Linked DNA regions of Mus musculus: region 2 is linked to region 1. Evidence: chromatin contacts called from ENCODE Hi-C or POLR2A ChIA-PET data. All regions are on one chromosome and are shown on one strand. Each heading gives the region's core, a stretch centred on a gene start or an enhancer-like site at or near the end of the contact. The rest is flanking DNA. Distances are from core to core; before and after follow the strand shown.

Region 1 (7,966 bases), core at 2,560-5,059:
TTGCTAAGTACAATGGAATACTAGGAGACTGACTATCAAACACAACTGAATTGAATGCTTTTGTTTCCCCTTTCTCTATGTCCTGCAGAGGCTTTATTTATATCTACGACGGTTACTGAAAGTGACTTCACTTTCAGTTTGCTCCACTTTATGAACGTGTGCAAAAGATGCTTGTAACTACAGAAGGCTGTGTGTTGTGAGCTTCATTAGTCTGATGGCAATACTGCCCCAGTAGTTTCGAAGTGAAACATATTCACTGGCTAAAAGTTGAAACTGTAACCAGTAGTTAAAACCATACTAGGAAAACCAGTGACAGAGAACACAGGTGTGTTTTGAAAGTGTTTTTTTCCAGAGTTGGTGGCCAATCTTTGTAATCTCGGCACTCAGAAAGCTGATGGAAGAGAACTCTAGTGAATTCCAGGATAGCCTGGGCTACTTAGGAAGTTTGAAGTGGGGGGTGGGGGGCAGTGAGAAAGAAAAAGGAAGTTAAACAGTAACTATCAATTTTTTTTTTTGTTCTCTTTCACACTTTAAAAACTTATCAAAAAGTCCAAAAAGCTTTTGCTTACGTGGATTACGGCTATCGATATCACTGCATTAAAAATTAAAGTGAGGAGCAGCAAGATGGCTCAGTAGGTCAAAGTACTCGCTGCACAAGCCTGGCAGCCTGAGGACAATCTCTGGAATCCAAATAAAAGTGGAATGTAGTACATTCTGTGACTTCCACACGCACATCATGGCATGTGCCCGTGCATATGCATACACACACACACACACACACACACACACACACACCTCACACACATACACAGTGAGGGGGCATACCATACACACATACAAACATAATAAGTTACATTTAAATTTTTTAAAAAAAAATTAAAGCCGTGACAGGACATGGCAACACACGTTGTAATCCCAGCATTCAGAAGGCTGAGACAGAAAAATTACTTGAGTCCAAGATGTTGGAGATCATTCTTGGTAATGCAGAGAGACCCCCATCTTCAAAGAAAAAGAAAGAAGAGAGAAAAGGAAGGGGAGAAGAAGGGAGGGAGGGGGAAGGAAGGAGGGAGAGAAGACGGAATGAAATTAAAAGAATGTGTAGAATTAAGTTGTTTGTTCTGGAAGGGAAGAGCTGCCATGACAGACTCTGTGCAAGCTAGAGAATCAGAACCAGGAACACAAGTCTGTGGAAATCAGAAATCCAGGGACCCACAGGGACTCCCACAGAAGTCTCAGCGTCCCACAGAAGGGTTCCAGAAGTCCCAGTCTCCAAAGGCAGGAGGAGATCCATGTTCCAGCACACGAAGAGAGAACTCAGGGGCTGGAGAGGGAGCTCAGCGGTGAAGAGCACTGGCTGCTCTTCTAGAAGACCCAGGTTCAGTTCCCAGTACCCACGTGGTGCCTTGCAACATGGAGTCCAGTCCGTAACACCCGCTCCTGGAGATCTGACATCCTCAGCACCAGGTTCACGAACAGTGCAGACACACATGCAGGAAAAAAATACTCATACACATAAGATAAAATAAAATAAAAACAATTTTGAGAGAGAGTGCGTGTACACACACACACACACACAGACACACACACACAGGCCCCTTTTCTCTGTTCTTTCATTGTTAGACCCTGCTCAGTTCGCTAGGTGAGGTGCGCCCACATTGCTGAGGTAAGGCAGGATTCACAGCAAGAATCGCAACTCTGCCTATAATCTAGATCTTACACAAGCCCAAGAATCTAAAGTAAGGTTGATATCCAATACCCTATGTGCTATGCACCTGCACAGCTACTAGATTATTCTCTAGTGGGCGTCAGGATGTTTGGATACCTCACCCAGACAATATATAATTTAAAACTTGACCAGAATGGTAGCAATCTCAACAAGCTGTGGCAGAGGCAGGTAGATCTTGGTGAGTTCAAAGCCAGCCTCATCTACATGGTGTGTTCCAGGACAGCCAAGGCAATATAGTGAAATAGTCTCAAAATACGTTAAACTGCTGACCTCTATTATAAGCCACTCCTACTGGGTGATGGCCAGTCCTGATGTGTATCATTCCTAGGGTCCAACAAAGGGACTTGATTTCCAGCCTCCTGAAAACCAGGGGTAACATACCAATGAGGATTCATTTTCTAGTCCACACTGGCTGGGTAGCTACCAAAGACAAAAGTGCATTTCCTGACCCCTGGCAAATGAACTGCTTCATGAACACATTAAGGAATGGCTGTCCTATGAGACTGGAGAGGTCCTTCAGTGGAATCTAGATGTCACAAAGTTTTCTTTGAGTCTGACTCCTATTTTAAACTACTGTATATGTAAAATTCATGTAAGAAAATTAACAATAAGGAGCTGGGCATTGGTGATGCACACCTTTAATCCCAGCACATGGGAGGCAGAGGCAGGTAAACCTCTGAATTTGAGGACAGCCTGGTCTACAAAGTGAGTTCCAGAATAGCCAGGGCTACACAGAGAAACCCTGTCTAGCAAACAAAAACAAAGGAAAGAAAAAGAAAATTAAAAGATACTAATGAGGCCTTTGCATATCATAGCAGGAACTTTCTGTAATAAAAAAACATAACCTGCCTATTAAGTGCTTGGAGGTAGAGAATAAATGGGCAAGATCTCTCATGTTCTAAACAACTTCCCACCCCCACCCCCACCCCAACCCCACCCCGTTCTACAAATACAAAAACAAGGCCAAGGGGGTTAAATGATTTTTTCAGTCATCAGTGACAGGTTTATGAGAAAGAAACAAGAAACACACCACATGATCTGGCTCCCTGGGGCAAAGTGAATTTACAAGTTGAACTGACTTCATTTTATCTACATTTACAGTGAGAAAACAGAATTCCATTTCCAGGAAGTGTGTCCTGAAGAAAGACTACTGACAAAGCACAATCCGTCTCAAATTCCCTTAATGAACCACAAGTTCATTCATCCTAATTGCAAAAGATGAAATTGTAATCCTTGAAGTGTCTAACCTAGTGTTAATGGCTAATAGCTCTGTACCAGTACCAGTCTATGGGGGCAGAAAGTATTCCGTCCGGTATGGACTATTCATTAACTGGTACTATTCCTAAAGAGAGTGGGTTTGGATCCATTTAAAATACGCTGAAATTTTAATACAAAATCAACATAACGTTTGTCAATAAGTAAAAGCTTCCTGTCCCAAGAGCATCGTCACCCCTGCGTGAACTCGAGCTGTCAGCCCACGCTCGCGTCTCGCCCGGGGAGAAGGGTGCTGCAGCGTGGGAGAAAGGTGCTGGCGTCTCCCGCTCAATTTCAATTCTCCCACGCCCAGAGCAGTCAGTGCGCTGGGGTTTCCATCAGCGCGCAACTTGGCACCGGGATCAGTCACGCCGGCCACCTGCAGGTGACCTTCGTCCCCAGCACAGAGCAGACAGCCTCCGCCTAGGGGTCAGGGCCTTGGGGCATCAAGGCCCTAGGCTGGGGCGGCTCTCCGGGTCAGAGACACCCTGGCAGCCACACCCACAGGCGGCGCGGTGACAGGTGCCCGGGCCCTCCGGGTCCCGCAGCCCACGAGCGCCCGCCCCCGCGCGCACCACCTGTCGGGCCGACGCGCGCGCACCCGGCAGCGGACGCCCCGCCCGGCTCCTAAGGAGTCCCTGGTCAGGGCAGCCCGAAAGCCGGGGCATGTGAGAACTTTACCGGAGGGTGGGCCCTACGCAGGCGGTGTCGGTGCTTTCGATCTCCTGCAAGATCCGCTCGTGCTCCGGGACCGTGCCCAGAGCCTCGCAGCTCTCCGCCATCTTGGCTGGAAGCGGAGGCGCCGGCCGGGCGCGGCGGCGCGCGGACCACAGGAGCGAGCGGCAGGTGGCGCAAGCGCGGCGCGGCGCTGCGGGGCGGGGAGGGGCGGGGCCTGGAGGGGTGGGGCGCAGTGGGTGGGGCCCGCCCGGGTGGAGCCCGCCCCTGGGGAGGTAAGGATGACCTGGAGAGGGTGGGGATCGGGGCGGGGGGGGGGGGTGGCCGGGAGGGGAGGGGAACCACCACCTCCATCTTTCCTCGCGACCTGCCCTTAGTTATCTAGAGATGTTTTAGTGCAGTGTGTGCTGTTGTGCACTGCAGGTACCCTAGCAATAACGGAGGTGACCCTCGGTCACACGCCCTCAGTAATAGTGATAGAAGCTACTGAGCACCTGATGGGCTTTAAATAGTGGGGAGTCAGAGAAAAGCAAATGCTTTCCCGAAAATCAAAACTGAGTGTGTCGTTGAGATTTATTTTAAGAACAAACAAAAATTCTATACCTCGACTGCTCTGAAAAAATCGTGTCCCCTGCCGGATGCAAGTTCACCGAGGTTAGTCATATTGGACATAAACTATCAAAATGAGGGAAAATGAGAACAAGACTAAGGCGCTTGCTGGCAACGTAGAAAAGAGGCCCAGGGCAATGTTGGATTTCATGCTGAAGCTCTTGAATCCAAGCGCTCCCAGGGAGTGGTAGCTGGGCTGGGGTGGGAATAGACTTCTAGGGGGAAAGAATGAGCAATAAAGTGGTAGAAGGAAATGGCAGGTGGCTTGAGCAAAGGGACACATGTAGAAAAAGAGGCTTGCTTAACAACCTGTATCTAGGACACCGTGTAAACCAGCTTGTCATGATCAAAGCACTGATGGAAGATTAGTCAGAAAAGAGTTCAAACCTAGCCAGAGGGACAACTAATTTTCTGCTCTCCCTAAGTTCAGGAGCTCTGAGCTTCCCTGTGAGTCAGGCAGGCTTTGCACGAGCCAGCTGTCAGACTCACTCTCTTCCCTGGGCCTCTACTACCAGCTTTTTCCCTCTTCTTCCTCCTTTTCCTCCTTCTCCTTTTCTCCCTCTTCCTCCTCCTCTTCCTCCCCATAAGAAATCCTGGGAGATGATATTGAGAAACAATTAAGAACATGTCCTCTGAAGACAACTGTCCCAAACCCCACTCAGTCATGTGACACTAGGCAAAACTTAATACTTTTCTATCTCAGTGTCCCCAGCCGCAGCTGCTAATAACTGTGGTATCTACCTTGTACTACATCCTATATTATATTAACTTCCATTATTTCTGTAACAAATGCCAGAGCATAAAATGACTCAAGTGTAATCTGTTAGAATGCTCACTGGGCTATAGTCAACATGGCGACACAACTGCATTTTTTTCCAGACTCTAGGAAAGAATTTGTTCCTTTTCTTTGCCAGATTCCAAATGCTATCATAGTCTTTGCCTATGACTTTCTCACTGTGTGGCTCTGGTAGCCTTGAACTCACTACATAGACCAGGCTGGCCTTGAACTCACAGATGTCTGACTGCCTCTGCCTCCCAAGTGCTGGGATTAAAGGTATGAACCATCATATCCGGCCCCCTTTTAATAAAAGTTTTTGGGGCTGGAAAGATGGCTCAGTGGTTAAGAGCACTGACTGCTCTGCGGAAGGTCTTGAGTTCAAATCCCAGCAACATATGGTGGCTCACAACCACCTGTAATGAGATCTGATGCCCTCTTCTGGTATGTCTGAAGACAGCTACATTGTCGGGGCTGGAGCGAGTAGAGGTCCTGAGTTCAATTCCCAGCAACCACATGATGGCTCACAGCCATCTGCACAGCTACTGTGTACACATATACATAAAATAAATTTACTTTATGTGTACTAGTGTTTTGCCTATATATGTGTGTGTGTATACACACACACACACACACACACACACACACAACAAACAGAGTTCAGTAAGGCTAGAAGAGGGTGTCCGCAACTGGAATTACAGACAGTTTTTACCCATCATGTAAGTGCTAGGAATCAAAGCCAGGTCTTCTGCTAAAGCAGCAGATGCTCCTAACAGCTAAGCCATCTCTCCCCAGCCAAGTTTTATTTACTTCGCACACCTGAGTCCCAGAAACTTCAGTGCCTGCTGGCTTGGAGAGCCAGAGAATCCACTACACCGGACTGCGCGTCCCACCAGGGATCAGTGCCACTACAAGTCAGAGTAAAGCCACGGAAGCCTCCTCCCTCTTCCACTGTCTCTTTGGTACAAGGGAATCCAGCCTTCTCTGGGAAATCCCACTTCCTTGTGCTTTCAGAATATGAATAACAACAGCAGCAACAACAAAATGTGTCTCTCCTCTGACTGACAGTATTGTCCCATGTGTTAAGGTCCTTGAGTTCATATAACTTTTTTTTTAATTTGCAACTATAATAGTTCCTCATAGAATTCTTAACATAGCAGAGAAAATGGAGGTCTGTTTGTTTGTTTTTTAACCAAAGAACACTGAAGTTATTCCGAAGTAACTGAAGAATTTAGGATGCATTAGTCCAAACAGGTCAAAGCGAAGGGTAGAACATAAGTACCCCGTGATCGGTACCAATTAGAACTTTAAACTATGAAAGTATTATTGTAATGATTTTATTGTTTGTTTGTTTTATGAGACTCTGTGTTGCTCTGGCTGTCCTGGAACTCACTCGGTAGATCAGGCTGACCTCAAATGGAGAGATCTATCTGCCTCTGCGTCCCAAGAACTGGGATTAAAAGCATGTGCCACCACAACTGGCTTAAACTATGAAATTATTAGTAGTTTCTTCAAAATTGCTTTTTTGTGTGTGTGCATTGACCTTAAAGTTACCTTAATAGAAACCTGCGGCTCAGTGTAGATCAACTGCAAGTCCCCTCCGCCCATATCCATCTAGAGTTCAGTGTGAGAAACAGTATTTATGGGCTTCTGTCAAAGGATATAAATCTCACCGCTATTCGTGCAAATGGGTCTTTATTAAAAATAAATTCGACTCGCCTCTGCTGACTGCTTCTCCAGCTCCCCAGGCAGCCCTAGCTGGTGTGCGTGCTCCCTACTTGCAGGTTCAGCTCTCGAGAATGGGAAAGAAGGCTGAAAACTGAAAGCCTTGCAAAACAATGAGGACAGATTTTTCTCTCTCCTACAAAGAAGTAAAAATCTAGTTCCTTCTACAGCAAAGTCCGGAGCTCAGGAAGTAAGCAAGGCTAGAATGCATGGTTCTGGAGAGTAAAGTGGGTTATGCATGTAAGAGCGGCTTGTCGGACTGGCCAGCTTACAGCTAGCAGCCGTCTCCTGCAGAGGTGCTCTTCTCCTAAGCATTGGCCTCACAGACCTTTTCCCTCCTCTTCACAATCTTCATAGCATCTGCCCAAAGCCAGTTCACAGTGCTTCCCTTGGGAAGCCAGGGATGCTAGAAGATGCCTCTTACTGGGCCCCTTCAGTCCCCCGCCCAGAGAAACTGCCCGGCTGTCAGGACTGGTCATTCTTCTGCTCGATTCAAAGGGAAGTTGGTCCAGTTACCACTTCTCCATCGAAAGCAGTTTTTGCTATTTCCTCTCTGTGGCTTTCTGATAGTTCTGTTAGTACCTAAAGGGTTTTTTGATTTTTGTTTTGGGAGGTTTTTTGTTTGGTTTGGTTTTTGCTAAGAATTTAAATCTAAATGTGTTTGTAACTACACTTTTCTGTCTTTGACTTTGTTTTGGTTGCTTGCTCAGTTGGTGGTTGGTTCGTTGGTCCTTATTGAATTAACGGCCTTGAGCATGCTAGGCAAGTGTTAACAGTCTAACAGACTCTCCAAGATGAAAATGGCGGCCATGGAAAAGCCCAGCACCTCCCTCCCTCCCTTCAACCCCCCAGAGAGGACCAGTAAGCATATCTTAAAGCTAAAAGTGTATATATTTCCAAACCTTTGCTTCCCTTCTTCTGTGAGTTGTAAGAGTGCCATGGGAAAGCTAGAGAGAATTAGGAAGTTTTGGCTTTGTTTTTCTCCCTGGGCTGGCCAAACTATAATAAACCCAGTTTCTTTTTACTTTTTACTGATTTGTGGTCTCCCCTGGTTCCTTCTTGTGTCTTGTGTGTGTGTGTGTGTGTGTGTGTGTGTGTGTGTGTGTGTGTGTGAGAGAGAGAGAGAGAGAGAGAGAGAGAGACAGAGACAGAGACAGAGACAGAGACAGAGGAACAGAGGAACAGACAGAGGGGGGAGAGAA
Region 2 (7,966 bases), core at 3,755-6,254, 480 kb before region 1:
GTGAAAGTGATATTTGAAAACAAACATAGCTGGCTTCCCACAAGTCAGATGGGGAGCATTTCCTCAGACAAGCTGAGATGTGGCTCTCATCCACTCCTCTCATTGCATCCCTGCCCAACCTGGAAAGGTAAGGTGCCACCGCCAAGTGTCACTCTGCAAGGAGCAGAAGCTCATTCAAGCTTGTGCAAGGAAAGCGTGGTTTCTAAAGCCTCAGAGAGATCTTACAGAATATAGATTATGGGCTCCAAGGGGCCAGACTACTGTCAGGCAAGGGCCATTTGCAGCCCTGTGTTCTCTTTCCCTCCAGTTACTTCTTCTCACCCTCTCTCATTCCCCCCCCCCCACATTGTCCCCAAGACAGACCTCAAGAGAGTGACCCCAGTTGGCATAGTTGTGTGAGATTGGTTCATCCCAATGTCTGTGATCCAAAAGTACAGCAGCCCAGGACACAAACCCCAGGTATACCAGATGTATCTACTGCAGTGTGAGACCTGAAAGCCCAGAACTTGAACCACTTGGCTCATCTCCTTTCAGCTCAGTAAATTTAGACCCGTTTTTAGACAACCACTTGACCCAACCTCCTATATAAAGTGTCCCTTCTTTCTATGATCAACACAGTATGTAGAAAAGGATGGTCTTTGGACTAGGGAGGTGAAGTTTTGCCCCTGGTTTTATTACTAGGAGGTGAAAAATCTTTGGGTAACTATATATCTAGCTTTCATTTCTTCATCTATAAAAGGTTGGGAGTAAGGTGCACCTCCTAAGGTATTATAAGGAGAAATGGTGGTGAATCTAAAGTACTTTCAAGTGATCACACCCTCCCTCTCTTCCCACCTGTGGAGGATGCACAGAAGCCTGGAGGACATTTCTCAGGGGCAGCTCAGGGTTAGACTAAGTGGAATGCCCTTTAGGTATAGCTATGACTGTACCAGAATCAGCAGAGCCTATGTCTGATTTATTGGCGAGAGTGTGCCAGGGCATCTCTTAGGTACAAGGTTAAGTTCTTTGTTTCTCATTGTGGTGAAAGGCATAACATTTGTCATCTCAACCGTTTCAAGTACACAGTTCTGTTATTAAATATCCACAGTGGTGCTCTTACCTTTAGGCTACAGTAAACACTGGAGCTGTAGACAGTGGTGTGCAGCTCTCCTTTAGAAGGCTACCCTGAGTCTAGTCGAGTTAAAATGACCAGTCAGCTAGGGGCTCACTGAGACTGAAACACCTACCAGAGAGCACGGGTGGGACAGACCTAGGCCCCCTATACATATGTAACAGATGTGCAGCTTGGTCTTCATGTGGGACTCCTAACAGCTGGAGCAGGGGCTGTCTCTGACTGTTGCCTGCCTTTGGAGCCCTTTCCCCTAACTGCCTTATCTAGTAGCCTCAATAGGAGAAGATGCACCTAGTCTTACTACAGCTTAATATGCCAAGGTGGGTTGATATCCCTGGGAGGCCTCCCTTTCTGTAAAGAGAGAGAGAGAGAGGGAGGGATGGAGGGAGGAGAGGGAAGATGGAGGCACTGGGAGGAGAGGAAGGAGGACAAGCCTCGATCAGGATATAAAGTAAATAAAGAAATTAATTAATGAAGAAAACAACAGTCAACTTGCTCAAATCAGAATATTTTACTAATTTAAAAAATGTCATTTAGAGGGCTGGAGAGATGGCTCAGTGCTTAAGAGCACTGGCTGTTTTTTCAGAGGTCCTGAGTTCAAGTCCCAGCACCCACATAGCAGCTCACAAGCACCTATAATGGAATCTGATGCTTTCCTTCTGGAATGCAGACATGCATGCAGACAAAGCCCTGAAATCAGTCAATCAGTCAATCAATCAATCAACCCCTCCCCCCCCTTTTTAAAGCCATCCAGCACTCATTTTCAGGTTTATCTAGAGACTTTCTGTCCAATGGAGCTTCCTGTGGTGTGGAAATAGTTAAGATCCACCCTGTGTGACAGGAAGCCACTAGCCACATGTGGTTTCCAATCACCAAAATGCAGCCACTATGACCAAGGGCTTGAAATTTTACTCTTAAGTGCAACTAGTTTAAATGTACATATCCGCACGTGGTCACTGATGGCCTATAGGGATGGCAGCAGAGATTGCAGCAGATGGCCCCAGCAGCTGAGTGACCAGGTCTTCCACTTGCTTATGGTTGCTAGAACCTGCAGATCCGGTGGCCTCATCTGTCAAATGGAAGGTGTAATTGTCACTACCCCACACAGCGCATGTGCGAGCATTCGCACTGAGGCAGTGGGAGCAAAGGGCACTGAGTGTTGACTGCTGCTGAATCTTCAGGGGGCTTGGACTGGAAGCAGCCTGAGGAATCAGCTCACGCCGCTCTCTCGCCCCTTAGTGCTCACGCAGCACGCACCTCCACTGCTGAATCCTCAGGGTTCTCGTAGGGACGTCTTCTTTCACCTTCATGTTCCATGCAGAGGACTTGGGCAGAGGCAGGGCTGGGTTTAATTGCATTCCAGATTGTCCCTGGGCTCTGATGGAGCTCAGTTCCCATGAGGAGAATATACATAACTGGACCATGACACCAAGCCGAATGAATACTCTGGCGGCCCCTCTGGAGGGGTTGAGTTGTTCAGTATGCTGGCATCATTTGGATCAAGTCAGAAAGCAGAGAGAAATTTACCAAGGACAAAAGAATGTTTTTAAGACAGGGAGAGAAGGAACAAAGCCTAGCCCTCCTGGCCGAGCTTTGTCACAAGGTAATGCAAGCATTTATGACAGGCTGTGTGACTCAGAGGCACAGAGGTGAAATAGCTTAGCAGCGAATCAGTTCCACTGATAATCTAGATCAGGCTATTTTATTAGCAGGAAATAAAGGCCTAACCTATTTTACACAAAGCATTTTTTTTTTTAAATCTCATATTTAACTGGCAGGGTGAGGCCCCATTCTGTTTTAACCACAGATTTCTGGTTTTTTTTTTTTTTTTTAACCTACGCCATCTTTTTTCATCCCAGTAGTCCTGCATAGAAATTGGGAAAACAGTTCTGCCATCTTTCTTTTCACTAACAATGTAGGAAGTTATGGTTCTGCTCATCCTTCCTCCCTGCCTGGCCCCTCCCTGTCTCTGCGCCCTTTTGATGATTTCTGCCTGGGCCTTACAAATACAAGTATTCAGTAACTCTGGGTGAAGGCTGTTAGGTCAGGCATCTTCTAGCTCTTTGGAGAGTCTGGATCGAGCTAGGCTGGGATTGTGCCCACAGGCAGCCTAAATGCTATGCTGCAAGCAAAGCAGAGTTTGATGAATCAAATTTTTGTTGTTTTTTTAAAGATTTATTTATTTATTTTTATTTTATTTTATGTGTATTGGTGTGTTGATTGCATGTATGTCTGTGTGTGGGTGTCAGACCTCCTGGAACTGGAGTCATAGACAGTTGTAAACTGCCATGTGGGTGCTGGGAATTGAACCTGGGTCTTTAGGAAGAACAGCTAGTGCTCTTAACCACTGAGCCATCTCTCCAGCCCCTAATCAAATGTTTAAGTTGTCTTCATGTGCAGGTCACATTGAGGATGAGAACTTGACAGTTTTTATGGACTATGTAACTGCTTTATTTTTATTTATTAATTACATTTTAATTAATTAATTTTATTCACTGAAAATAGAAAAAGTGTGTGTGTGTGTTGGGGGGGGGTGTGAGACAGGATTTCTAGGTGTGACTCTGTCTATTCTGTAGACCAGGCTGGCCTCATACTCACAGAAATCCACCTTTCTCTGACTCTAGAGAGCTGGGATTAAAGGTATGACCCACCACCACCTCCTGGCTATAAAGTCTTTCTTTAAGGTGTGTGTCTGCTCGTTAATGTGTATGCAGGAAGGTATGCTTGCATAAGCATGTGGAGGTCAAAGGAGAACTCTGAGCATCCTCTCTTGCTCTCCACCTCATTCCTTTAAGATAGGATCTCTCACTGAAGCTTGAACTTTTAGGCTAGGCTAGACTGGAAGCCACCAAGCCTTTTCAATCTTCTAACCCCAATTGCTAGGACTACAGGTACAAGCATCTACAACCCCAATTGCTAGGATTTCAGGTACAAGCATCTACAACCCCAGTTGCTAGAATTACAGGCACATGCATCTACATCCATTTTCTTTTACAAGGGTTCTGAAGATCCCAACTCAAGTCCCCATGCTTGCTCAGTATGTGCTCTTACCACTGAGCCTTCTCTTCAGCCCAGAAGTGAAATCTTTTCCAGCTAGAGAAGCTGTCTTAAGTAGAATGGGTTAAGTATCTAGGTAAGATTCTCATAGCAGGTTCAGGCAGAGGTGGGGTTTTACCACCACACTCTCCTCTTCTGAGGCCATCATACAGTTGTTTCCTATGCAGAGCTGAGTGTTATCTCAGCCATGTCTGTCTGTGGCCGACACTCCCCTATCCACGGCCCTTTGGGCATTCTTATCTCTTCCAAAGGAGTTTAGTGCAGGGCAGGTGGGCCATGCAACGGACAGGCATAAGAACCGGCAAGGTTGTGTGAGCTCAGACCCCCGAGAATCTCAGAGATCTGAGACTGGCGGGAGTAGGGCTGTTCCCTACCTATCTCTGTACCTGCTCTGGGACATAACCACGACACCCCACCGTGGGCAGTCACTTTCTTAAATAGTACTTGGAGTCCTTCACCATGCAAATAGAGCATCACTAACATCTCAAACTCAGCCAACGGGAAACATCTACCTAAATGCTACCACACTCCTCAAGGTTTGTATAGTCCCTGGAATAAAGGGCATAAGTTATTTCCACCAAGAATCGTCTGAGAGTGTCTGTCTTTATTGAGCTGTAACACTTGGGGAAGAGTTCTCCCAAAGCATTCATCTCTGGATCTTAGACCACTTAGCTGGCCAGGTTCGTGCTGCCTCCGCCTCCGCCTCCGCCTCCGCCTCCGCCTCCGCCTCCGCCTCCGCCTCCGCCTCCGCCTCCGCCTCCGCCTCCGCCTCCGCCTCCGCCTCCGCCTCCGCCTCCGCCTCCGCCTCCGCCTCCGCCTCTGCCTCTATTGCAGACAAGAGACCTAGGACTTAGGCTGCCTGCACTATGCACACTGCCCAAACTTCCCTGCTTCTCTTCTAAGAGCTGCAACACTTTAGGAATTCTGGACCCAAGAGAGCTCCATGGAAGCTCAACTTCCTCCTCTTCAGTCTGGTTTGGTACAGAGGTGTCTGATTTTCTTTTTTTAATTTCCTGGACCTTTTTTTTTTGTTGTTGTTGTTATTATTGTTGTTTAACAGTGCCTCACTATGCAGCTCTGGTGGTCCTAGAACTTACTATGCAGACCATCTTGGCCTCTAACACACAGAGGTCACCCTGCCTTCATGTCTTAAGCTTCTGGAATAAAAAGCATGAACACCTTCGGAAATTCAGCCCTTGGGTTTCTTACCCTACTGGGTTGAGACTGTGGATGCTGGTGCCTTTGGTCTGGACACTTCTGACTCCATAGCATTGTCTGAGAGTCCCAGTGCTCTCTTTGCGAGTGGCATGCCTTGGAGAAGAAGCCCTTCCCCCCTCCCCCTCCCATACATTTACATGCTCAAAGTCATTTCATGAGCGTGGTCTCACCTGTTGTTCGCAGCCCCTGGAGCTGCCTAGGGAACGGTTACATCTGTTTTGTAGGAATGTGTGAGATGGAGAGAGAGCAAAGCTATGTAGGCAGGAAGAGGCAGAGAAGGAAGAGAACTTGCCTGGGGGGGGGGGGGGCGGTCATAGTCCATGGCTGCCTTCTCAGCTCAGAGCACAACTCTCTTTGAGCATGGAATCTCACACTTTAATTCCATCCTCTGATCCTTTCTATGCTCCACTGACCAAGAGCAGCCCACTTCCACCTCTGACTCCCTGCCCTTCCTCAGATCTGTAGCCAACAATCAGCCAGCTTCTTCAGGAGCTAGAGGCCAGAGTCAACTGCACCGTAACATGGAGGGCTGAGAATGTATTAAAACTCTTGACATTGATGATGCTTTCCTTAAAGAGATAGAGTAGCTGTGGGCTGAGAGACTGAGGCTCCCGGTAAATTTCAGTCAGTCATTTTTCCTCCTGGGAATAACGGGCTCTGATGGTCACAATTTCTACTTTGCTTTGCTTTCGTTTTCAAAATTCTCTTCTGGGGTTGACTTCCTTTTGCTACAATGTCTTGGGTAGGGGCTGGCTGATGGAAGCAGTTACTACTTCTGATTCACAGGAACGTCCCTCCGTCTTAGGCACAGTTTTACTCTTTCACTGGGTCCTTGCTGCCTCTGTGTCTGGTTGAGCCTTTGAATCCCCATTTGAAAGAAGGCTCGGAGGGCCCCTAAGAATCATATCCTCAGTTGAATCTGCTGAGGACAGCCTGGATTCACTCTCTAGCAAACTATGTCTCAGATATACACCAGTCAGATGTCAGAGTGTTCCAAGAGCTGGAACAGCTGTATTCAAAGTCTACCTTTGTTTCTTACTGGTGGGTGGCCTTGGATAAACTGTTTAACTTTCTTGTGCCTTGAAATGAGGGTAATGGGACTAGGCCAATTCTCTCTTCTCTCTCTTTCTCTCTCTCTCTCTCTCTCTCTCTGTGTGTGTGTGTATGTATGTGTGTTTGTAGAATACTTATTTAGCATTCAGTAGGCCCTGCCTAATTTCTGCCTAAAGGCATATATGTAATCCTACAGTGTGGGAGGTTGAGGCAGGATGGCCTCAGGGTCATCTCTGGCTATATATCAAGTTTGTGGCCAGCCTGGACATGAGACTCTATCTCAAAAAACTAAAATTAAATTTAAAATTAAAATAAAAAAAAGGTAACCTCTAGGCAGTTCTTAGCAGAGTGTCTGGCAGATTATAAACCTAAACATGAAAGCTAGTATTCATGAGTATTAGGTCCCAGGACTTCCTAGTGGAGACATCTGGATAGAGTCGGAAGAAGCAGGTCATTAGGCTGGGAAGGCTTGAAAAAGCCACCGGTTGCTTGGTTCCTCAGCTTATAGTGGCATCTAAGAGCCCAGGCTGGAAAATGAAGCTGACTTGGGGCAAAGACTCTCCTACCCTTTTCTCTGCAGGAAGTCTTGGGCAAGTCGATTAACTTTGCCTGCTTCCATTCCTGCATCTGTAAAATGGGCACCCATTCCTCTATCCATAAATTGGGCACACTGGTACCTCAGTAGTTAGGTTAGGCATGGGTATATTTAAAGTACCCACACAGGGTGGAAAGTCACATATAAAATCAGCCTAGCAGCCAGTGAAGCTAGAGACCATTCCCAGGGTTGGCTTTAAGTAAGAGTCTTTTGTGACTCTTTCAGATTTCTGGGCCTCATTGCAAGTTCCTTGGGGAATATTATTTTATTCAGGAGCTCAAACTCAATAGGACATGTCGGAGGCCAGTGGGGCCCGGGCTGCAGAGGGAGGGGCAGGAACCCGGCCTGCTTTGGCCTAGAGTATTCCTGTGTCCATGTTATCAGCTACCTCAGAACACACAAAGCAGCTTCTCTTGTAGAGTGGTTACTGTTTGACCCATGCATGTCTCTTTGAACTCGTTTGGCAACATCTCTCTGAAGCACTGGGGCAGCTAGAGTTTGGAATTTAAAAGTCAAACATGCCTCCAGAGAGTTCTCCTGGGTGGCTTGCCAGGATTCCCTTTAACTCCTGGGGACCGAGGAGTGTCCTTTTTTTTTTTTTTTTTTTTAACCCCTTACAGACAGCTCTGGCCCTGGTCCTTGTAGAATTACCCCATTCTTGTGGCTGCCAGGCTGACTGGCAATCAGGTTCGTCACTGTGGTGTACCAGCTGCCCTGGGTGGCCGCTGACTTCTGGGATGGAGCTGTGAAGGAGTTATTCCACCAGGGCTGTCCCTTGCTTCACTGGGTACTTCCCGTCCCTTGGAGCTCTGAGGCCTGGGACCGCCCTGGGGAAGGCAAAGCAGTGTGTTCTGGTATATGAATAAGAAACACTCCAATGGCTGCTGTGTGCTCCGTGCTCAGACTCAGCGCTGCAGACTTCACATTCATGC

What was found. Hi-C counts contacts between places; a loop is a spot of excess contacts on that map. ChIA-PET counts read pairs that join two places held with the same protein, here RNA polymerase II (POLR2A).
Region 2: a map of Patski shows a loop between it and region 1 (2.1-fold over the local background). The contact joins the enhancer-like site here to the promoter of Exoc6 in region 1. A Hi-C loop is called at or near these places in 1 of 37 maps with a recorded cell type or tissue (Patski). POLR2A ChIA-PET finds 5 or more read pairs at or near these places in 1 of 5 experiments (Patski).

Annotation. Positions count from the first base shown.
Region 1 is chr19:37,546,261-37,554,226 of GRCm38, reverse strand. It overlaps Exoc6 (exocyst complex component 6), which reads right to left and starts at 3,809. Exons shown (of 22, transcript NM_175353.2): 1 at 3,662-3,809. The coding sequence starts at 3,762. Gm41842 (a long non-coding RNA gene) reads left to right here and starts at 7,913. Exons shown (of 2, transcript XR_877841.1): 1 at 7,913-7,966.
Region 2 is chr19:38,027,894-38,035,859 of GRCm38, reverse strand. All of the region lies in intron 1 of Myof (myoferlin), which reads left to right. Among named protein-coding and RNA genes, the nearest start is that of Myof, 12 kb to the left of the region's middle. Within about 2 kb of position 5,004, at least 1 of the 3 ENCODE cell types and tissues checked has a DNase peak (open chromatin) inside an H3K27ac peak, as active enhancers do.